Regions from separate parts of the Homo sapiens genome. Here region 1 is linked to region 2. Evidence: read pairs that join two places in POLR2A ChIA-PET (ENCODE). Cell type or tissue: PC-3. All regions are shown on one strand. Links, peaks and the distances in the headings refer to the core of each region. The heading gives the core; the rest is flanking DNA.

What was found. Peaks named below come from ENCODE experiments on the same cell type or tissue, not always from the same donor. Only the 100,000 strongest peaks of a DNase experiment are listed, where the experiment ranks them.
Region 1: POLR2A ChIA-PET joins it to region 2 with 5 read pairs; 1 of 35 experiments calls an interaction of 5 or more read pairs at or near these places.

The regions. Positions count from the first base shown.
Region 1 is chr10:36,467,278-36,471,677 of GRCh38, forward strand. No RefSeq gene overlaps it. Among named protein-coding and RNA genes, the nearest start is that of LINC02630, 570 kb to the left of the region's middle. In PC-3, for the core only: no CTCF peak of the experiment used is centred there; a DNase peak (open chromatin) is centred at 2,524; H3K27ac peaks cover 1,612 bases.
Region 2 is chr10:35,784,635-35,789,034 of GRCh38, forward strand. The region is part of intron 1 of PCAT5 (prostate cancer associated transcript 5); the gene reads left to right. Among named protein-coding and RNA genes, the nearest start is that of PCAT5, 8.5 kb to the left of the region's middle. RefSeq lists an enhancer at 1-729. In PC-3, for the core only: no CTCF peak of the experiment used is centred there; no DNase peak of the experiment used is centred there; H3K27ac peaks cover 47 bases.

The sequences.
Region 1 (4,400 bases), core at 333-4,332, 680 kb after region 2:
GCATGCCACCTGGGGATCTCTGCATCAGCAGGAAAACCTTCCAGGGCTTGCCATATGCTAGGCATATCAGATAGATTCAGGGCAATAAATTGCTTTACGTATTTTAAGGAGAAGATTTAATACAAGGAATATAACATTTTTGCAAGGGCTAGAATGGTAGGAGTCAGGTCTAATAATGGCTCTCTCTTGTGTAGAAACCACTGCTATAGCTTCAATCTAAGAACCTGGAAGGCACTACCACCGCTATCTCCTCTTCTACAACCAGCTCAATACCTCCTGACCGCACTTGTGACCAGAAAGTGGATCCACAAGGCTGCCTCCACAGCTCTTGTCCACACTCGTGTCCCTGGGACCTTGCTTGCCTGCAGAAACCTCAGCAGGATATGGGATTTCAGTTCAGAGATGAATTGCAGGTAGAGCATGAATGCATCTAATTTGCATCCATGACCCTGTCCACAAAGGAGTCTGGGAAATAGGCTTTTAGTTTTCCAGCCTCTACCATACCATAAGGCACACAAGAGGAGGCAGGAATGGATGTTGATGGCCCAGTGAACATATTCAGAGCTCCAAGGTAGGGTGGTAATTGGAAAATAAGCTGCAAATGACTGCAGTGTGATACTCCCTTGGTTCCATGGAGTGTCACTTGATGCAGGGCATTTGAAGAAATTTCCATAGAGAAAAAAAGAGTCAGCCTTCCTAGCAAGTTCTGCCTTCAGCCCCCCCAAACTCTTCATCCTGTGCACTTACACAAACCAGGTTATAAGAAATAGAGTTCAGGCCAGGAGCAGTGGCTCACGCCTGTAATCCTAGCACTTTGGGAGGCCGAGGCAGGCGGATCACGAAGTCAGGAGATCGAGACCATCCTGGCTAACACGGTGAAATCCCATCTCTACTAAAAATACAAAAAATTAGCTGGGCGTGGTGGCAGGCGCCTGTAGTCCCAGCTACTCGGGAGGCTGAGGCAGGAGAATGGCGAGAACCTGGGAGGCAGAGCTTGCAGTGAGCGGAGATCGCGCCACTGCACTCCAGCCAGGGTGACAGAGCTAGACTCTGTCTCAAAAAAAAAAAAAAAAGAAAAGAAATATAGTTCAATCCTATACACCAAGGCTACAGAAAATTCGGGGGAAAAGAGTCAGTAAGCAAATAGAAGATGAAAAACATACGCCTGAAATATTTATAACTAAATCATGTATTCACAAATGAAAATAGCTTCTTTTGCTGAAATGGTAACAGGGCAAATGCAATTTTAGTGGACTCAAGGAATTTAACTGCTGCCTAAGTATCTGGCATAGTACACAGGAGTGACTTTGGAATAAAGATTATATTTAATCTCCACTTTTAATCATCTTAATTCAAGAAATTGAAGAACATAAAACCCAGGGGTTTTTTTTCCTATTTAAAAGAATGCGCTTAAATAGCATTAGTTGACAGGTAACTACTTCAGTAAATAAAATATCCTTTTAATATAATGCCAGACTCTTCACGCCCCACCCCCAAGTCTCCATTATCCTGTAGAGTAGCTCACTATCCTCACCTGCTTTGGGCAAAAATGACTCATAGTTCAGGTGCTAAGGAAGCTGTTCATTCTATTGCATATATGTATATGGAATTACTAATTAAGCCAAGTCTTTGTGCATGAATTTGGAAATTTAATTAGTAGAGTTGATTTTTAAATTATTTCTTCGAATCACCTAGTCCATAATAATATTTGTCCCTGTGGGCTACAATTTGAAGAATTTTAATCATAATCTCCTTTTCAAAGTAAGAATCTTTCTCAAGCCTCTTTTCATTAAGAAAACTATTTATATGAAATACTTGGCAAGCCAGAACAAATCCCACATTCCACTTAGCAAAAAACAACAACAACAACAAAATCCCATTAAACACACAGTTAATACTTCTCAACACTTGTAAATCCAAAGTTCATGCTTGGGGTATACGTGCGTGTTTCCAAATTCAGAGGCCTAAACTTGATGTGCTTTAAATGAAAAAATTTCAGGTCAGAAAGAAAGTAGGAAAAATCTAGAAACCATTGGAAGATGGGTAAATATCTTCAATTTCAAATTTCTCTTCCCTCTACAGTTTCTTTATCATGTATGATGTGGTTGAAAGATCATTGCCATGAGAGCTTAGACAAAGAGATCTCCTCCTGTCTCAGGCACTCACTGGACGTGTGTCCTTGGTTACATGGAAGATGTTACCCAGGTCTGTGTGCCCCAGGCACACCACATTAGGAGTTTGAATAATACAGTTTCTCAGTTTCTAGAGTTCCATGAGTCTCAGATGCTCACTGTTTTCTGCATTGTGAACATGATTTTATTTATCAAAATAGCTTTATCTCAGATGCTTTATGCAGATGAATAGGGTAGTAGTGTCTATAATGAAACTGAATTGCTCTCTTGTTGTTTGGTTCCTGCCTTTGTCTTATGACTTACAGGTTAAAAATGGTGTTTTGGGCATTGCGCCGATATGGCTGGTTACCCTCTCCCTCCTGCACACATAGGAACCACCCCTTCCTGCCCTGTTACACATAGGCTGAGTCAGTGAGAAGCCTTTTCTTTCCCTGCACCCTAAAAGGTCCTGTGTTTTGACAATAAAACCACAAGATTTTGAAGAAGCCTGCACCTCTGCAACCTCTGCATTGAACTACATGAAGCACAGTCACTGGTCACCAGGACTACAGTGGGTTGACTCTATGTGAAGATGCACATCCAGAGATTTATTGTCCTTGCCCCTGGGTCTATGGAGTTATAAAGAAGGAAGGAATTAAGCATCTTGTTATTGAACGGTCAAAAGGAAAATGTCACTGAGTGAGTGACCTTAAGCAAGTCATGAAGCTGCACGAGAAGGGTTTACCATGGAGAAGAATGAGGGGTCCAGGCAGAAGCCTCCAAGACAATAAAGAGATGAAGTAATGAAAGGGAACTGAGTGACCCAGGAGGCCAGGGCTATGAAACACACTCTCCACCGGCTGCCACTACATCTTGTCTGATGAGGTCAACCACCACATTCAAAAAGTAGCATACTATCTTCTTAATTTAGGTTCCTTTACTCAAAATGCTGTTTAAAATACCTAGTTCGTAAGTGCACAGGTTATTAAATATACATTGCTTTGACCTACACTATGGATTAAAGTTGAAAATTAAGTCAATAACATAAATGGTTAATACACAAGTCACTGATTTAGAATAAGTTTTTTTAATCAATGTGTTTATTTTAAATTTTCATTGGGTTGGTTTGGAGGTCATTAGGACATTTTGAAGGTTTATGGTGTCCATGAAGGACTGGTTCCAGGACCTTCCTAAGATACCAACATTAGCAGATGCTCAAGTCCCTGATATCAAATGGCACTGTATTTGCATATAACCTATGCACATTCTCCTGTTACTTTAAATCATTTCTAATTTACTTATAATGCCTAATGCAATGTAAATGCTATGTAAATGCAGTTGTTCTATTGTATTGTTTAGAAAATAATGATGAGAAAAAAATCTGTCCATGTTCAGAACGGACACAATTTAAAAAAATATTTTTGATCCACAGTTGGTTGAATCCACAGAGGTGGAATCTGCAGATACAGAGGGTCGACTACATATAGAACTAGAAACTCAGAATTTAAATTTTAGCTTTATTGTTGTTCACAAGTTAATTAATACCATTAATATTATTGGCCATCTTTGTGACACTAACCATTCCCTTGGCCATTTTGTTCTGCCTCACTACCTCAAAACAAGAGGTTACAAATGGCCACCATCTCATTTCATTTCACTGTGTGTCAGGAATTCAGGCAGGTCTCCCCTGGGTGATTCTTCCATTCTGGGTGCCATCCCTCGGTTTACTCAGTGGTTGTCAGCCAGCAGCTGGACTGATGTCTGGTGTGGAGGGGTCACGAGGGCTTCAGGCACATACTGGTGCCTTGACAGAGGCATCTGGAAGCCTGGATTTTGCTGAGCCCCTTTATGTATCCCCGGGGCCTCACAAGGTGGTCGATGGGGTAGTCAACATTTACAAGATACTCAGAGCCCTGAAACTCCAAGGTGGAAAGGGTCAGTCTTCTTACAGCCCAGACCTGGAACTGTCATGGTGGCACTTCTGCCACATACAATTGGTCAAACCGGTCACAGGCCGGTGTCAGAAATAGCCTCTGCCTCTTGATGGGAATACTGATTGGAAAGAATCTGTGGTCATCGTTAATCTATCAAAGCTTGAGACCAAAGGACCACACATAGACATGAAAAGTAAAAGCCCAAATCAAACTTGAAAAGCCTGAAGCCTGGTTTAATTCTAACAATAATATATTACCAAAATAAACTAATCCTGCATTAAGACAGTGCTGAAATAAAAGATCTCTGCATTCCACTCAAGAAGTTTAACTGTCATGAACAAATGCAACATGAATA
Region 2 (4,400 bases), core at 173-4,172:
AAGACTTCCACAATGAGCAAACCCTGAACTCTACCAAATCACAAATCTCATTCCCAGGTGATTAGTGATTTGGTGGAGCTCAGTGTTCATTATAAAGTTATTCATAAGCAATCATGATCATTTCCAGAGAAAAAGACAATGATTAATTTCATGGCCCCATATGTAATCGTGACTACTTTCAGGCATTTAACAATGATCAATTACCCATTCTCTGTTAATTAAGAGCTTAATCTTCCCACTCATGTAATGTGAACAATGGTGCACTGTTCCAAGCTGCCTATTATATTTCCTCAGGACAAAGACCAAAGTGATTGGTCATGGAACGCTCAGGGCTGTCACACTGGATTTCCTGCCTCTCCAGCCGAACACAGTAGGCACAGTTCAGTATTAACAGACTCATGTTTTCTATGAGCTAGGATGATGTCCTTGCCCCGTAAAGCCAACGTTGAACACATTTTATCTTTTAGCCTCAACATCATCACTCTTTTTTATATTTTTACAAATATGCATAGTGAATAAGAGAAGAATAAGGGAGGGAAGAGAAGAAGAATAATGTTCCCAACACAAAGAACAGATAAATGTTTGAGGTGATGGAAATCCCAGTTACTCTGATTTAATCATCACACATTATATACAGGTATCAAAATAGCACGTGTACTCCTAATATGCACACAACTATTAGGTATCAATTAAAAAGAGAAGAAATGTCTCAAATACCAAGTTTCTTGCTACCTAGGTTAATGCTTCATTTCCCTGCTGCCTTCTCCAAAAACAGCATCTCATCACCTGTATTCTTTCCTGTGTTGAGCCTCTGGGTTGCGGGGGACCCACCATGGTCTCTGCATGGCCACTTCCACAGAGGCTGTCACTTTGCTCCCCTCCTCTTCCAGAATCCCTGCATTTGAATGGCACGTTAGACTGACTAGTCACTGTTATAGTCATCTACAACCCCAGGGCCCTTCCGCTGCTCGCTGTTGGTTTTTGCAATATGACCATTGCCTTAACTCTTGGTGACTTAAATACCCACATACTGTACATAAGCTGGTCTCTCTATTCCCTGACCTATTCTCCAAAGATCTTATTCTAGACACCACTTCAGTCCCCCATTCCACAGTCACACTGGAATAGCTACAAAGTCTATATTTCCATTGCAAACATCCTGGGCTCCAGCTGCAGCCTCCTTCCCCTGTCACTCACTTCCTTCACTGCCCTGTCCGCAATGATGCTTTGACCTGCCTCCACCCCTTAACTGTGTCCAGAAAAAACCACATGCCCAGGCTTACTGCTCTAAGTCTCTTTCATCACCCTGCGCTTCCAGGGGGACTTGAGTGCACGTGGCAGCCAGGCTCCATCTCTATGGTCCACTCAGTGCTCCTGGCCCTTGCCCATGACTCACTGTCCTTTCTGCCCTCTTGCACCTTCTTCACTCAGTTGATGATCTTCCTTCCTTCCATCTAACAGAGAAAGCAAAGGTGATCAGAACAGAACTTCCACCTGCTCTCCTCATTTTGTCTGCCCACCTATCTGAAATCTAGGTGGAGGTTCCCAAATCTCAATTCTTGACTCCCTGCACCTGAACGCTCAACACCAAGTGCAAGCTGCCAAGACTTAAGGCTTGCGCCTTCTGAAGCCGTGGCCCGAGCTCTATGCTGGCCCTTTTCAGCTAGAGCTGGAGCAGCTGGGACACAGAGTACCAAGTCCCTAGGCTGCACACAGCATGGGGACCCTGGGCTCAACCTATGAAACCACTTTTTCCTCCTAGGCCTCAGGGCCTGTGATGGGAGTGGCTGCCATGGGGACCTCTGAGATGCCCTGGAGACATTTTCTCCCTTTGTCTTGGGGATTAACATTTGGCTTCTCATTGCTTATAAAAATTTTTGCAGTTTTCTTGAACGTCTCAGAAAATGAGATTTTCTTTTCCATTGCATTGTCAGGCTACAAATTTGCTGCACTTTTATGCTCTGTTTCCCTTTTAAAACTGAATGCCTTTAACAGCACCCAAGTCACCTCTTGAATGCTTTGCTGCATAGATATTTCTTTCACCAAATACCCTACATCATCTCTCTCAAGTTCAAAGTTCCACAAATCTCTAGGCAGGGGCAAAATGTTGCCAGTCTCTTTGCTAAAACATAACAGGGGTCACCCTTATACCAGTTCCCAATGAGTTCCTCATCTCCATCTGAGACCACCTGAAACTGAATTTTATTATCCATATCATTATCAGCATTTTGGTCAAAGCCATTCAACAAGTCTCTAGGGAGTTCCAAACTTTCCCACATTTTCCCATCTTCTTCTGAGCCCTCCAAATTGTTCCAACCTTTGCCTGTTACCCAGTTCCAAAGTCACTTCCACATTTTCGGGTATCTTTCCAGCAGTGCCCCACTCTACTGATACCAATTTACTGTATTAGTCTGTTTTCATGCTGCTGATAAATCCAAACCTGAGACTGGCCAATTTACAAAAGAAAGAGATTTAATTGGATTTACAGTTCCACGTGCCTGGGAAAACCTCACAATCATTGTGGAAGGCAAGGAAGAGCAAGTCACATCTTACATGAATGGAAGCAGGCAAAGAGAGAGAGAGCTTGTGCAGGGAAACTCTGCCTTATAAAGCCATCAGATCTCATGAGACTTATTCACTATCATGAGAACAGCACAAAAAAGACCTGCTCCCATCATTCAGTTACCTCCAACTGGGTTTCTCCCACAACATGTGGAATTCAAGATGAGATTTGGGTGGGGACACAATCAAACCATACCAGTCATCATGATGGGATGCCGTCTTCCTTTCTGTTTTCACCCCTTCTAATGCACCTTGCACACTACCGTCAACCTTTATAGAGTGCACATGAGTATGGCTTGATTTAGTCTGTTTGGGCAGCTATGACAAATACCATAAATTGAGTAGCTAATAAACAACAGATATTTGTTCCTCATAGTTCTGGAGTCTGGGAAGTCCAAGATCAAGGTACTGGTAGATTCAGTGTTTGGTGAGGCCACCTTCCTCATAGACAGCACCTTTTGTGTCCTCACGTGGTGGAAGAGGCTAACTAGTTCTCTTTGATAATGGCACTTACTCCATTCATGAAGGTTTTGTCCTCATGACCGAGTCACCTCCCAGTGGGCCCACTCCCTATACAAAAACATGAATGATTAGGTTTCCATATATGGATTTGGAAGGGAACACAAGCATTCAGATCATAGCACTATTCCCTTGTCTACAATCCAGCAACCTGTCTTAGGTAACTTCATCCCTTTGGATAAATATTCAGTCTGTTCAAAATCTAGGTGCTGACATGTATATGCTTGAGTCTTAAAGGTGAAAGGCTCCTACAAATAGTTTTGGGGACTCCTATGCAATCCTTTCTATTCAATTTCCTCATTGCAAATAGACCCTCCAAGAGAAAGAGGAGGTAGACTATGCTTGTTAAAGTATGCAGCAATCTAAATATAGTAGTCCCCTCTTATCTGCAGGGGGTATGTTTCAAGAACCCAGTGGATGCCTGAAACCCTGGATAATATAGAACCTTATATATATACAGTTGCCCTTAGTATCTGCAGGGGATTGCTTCCAGCATCTCCAGCAGATACCAAAACCTACAGGTGTTCAAAAGTTCCTTATATAAAATAGTTTAGTATTTGCATATAATCTACACCTCCTGTATACTTTCAATCTTCTCTAGATTACTTATTGATATGGTTTGGTTGTGTTCCTACCCAAATCTCATCTTGAACTGTTGCTCCCATAATTCCCACATGTTGTGGGAGGGACATGGTAGGAGATAGTTGAATCATGAGGGTGATTTCCCCTATACTGTTCTCATGGTAGTGAATAAGTCCCATGAGATCTGATTGTTTTATAAGAGGAAACCCTCTTCGCTTGGCTCTCATCCTGTCTTGTTTGCCGCCATGTAAGATGTGCCTTTTGCCGTCTGCCATGATTGTGAAGCCTCCCAGCCACGTGGAACTGTGAGTCCATTAAACCTCTTCTTCTTTATGAATTACCCAGTCTCAGGTATGTCTTTATCAGCAGTGTGAAAACAGACTAAATACACTTATAATACCTAATATGATGTAAATACTATGTACATAGTTATTATATTATATTAGCTTTTATTTGTATTATTTTTATTGTTGTATGGTTATTTTTATTTTTTTTTATATTTTTGATCCAAGGTTGGTTGAATTTGCATATGTGGAACCCATGGGCATGAAGGGCTGGCCGTCCTATGTTCTTTTCCTTTATATACAGAGCTATGAAAAAGTTTTATTTATAAATTAAGCACAGGAAGAAATTAAAAACAATAACTAGTAATAAAATAGAACAATTATAACAATATACTGTAATAAAAGTTATGAGAATATGGAAAAAATGTTGTCTTTTAACTCTCCCAGGTAGGG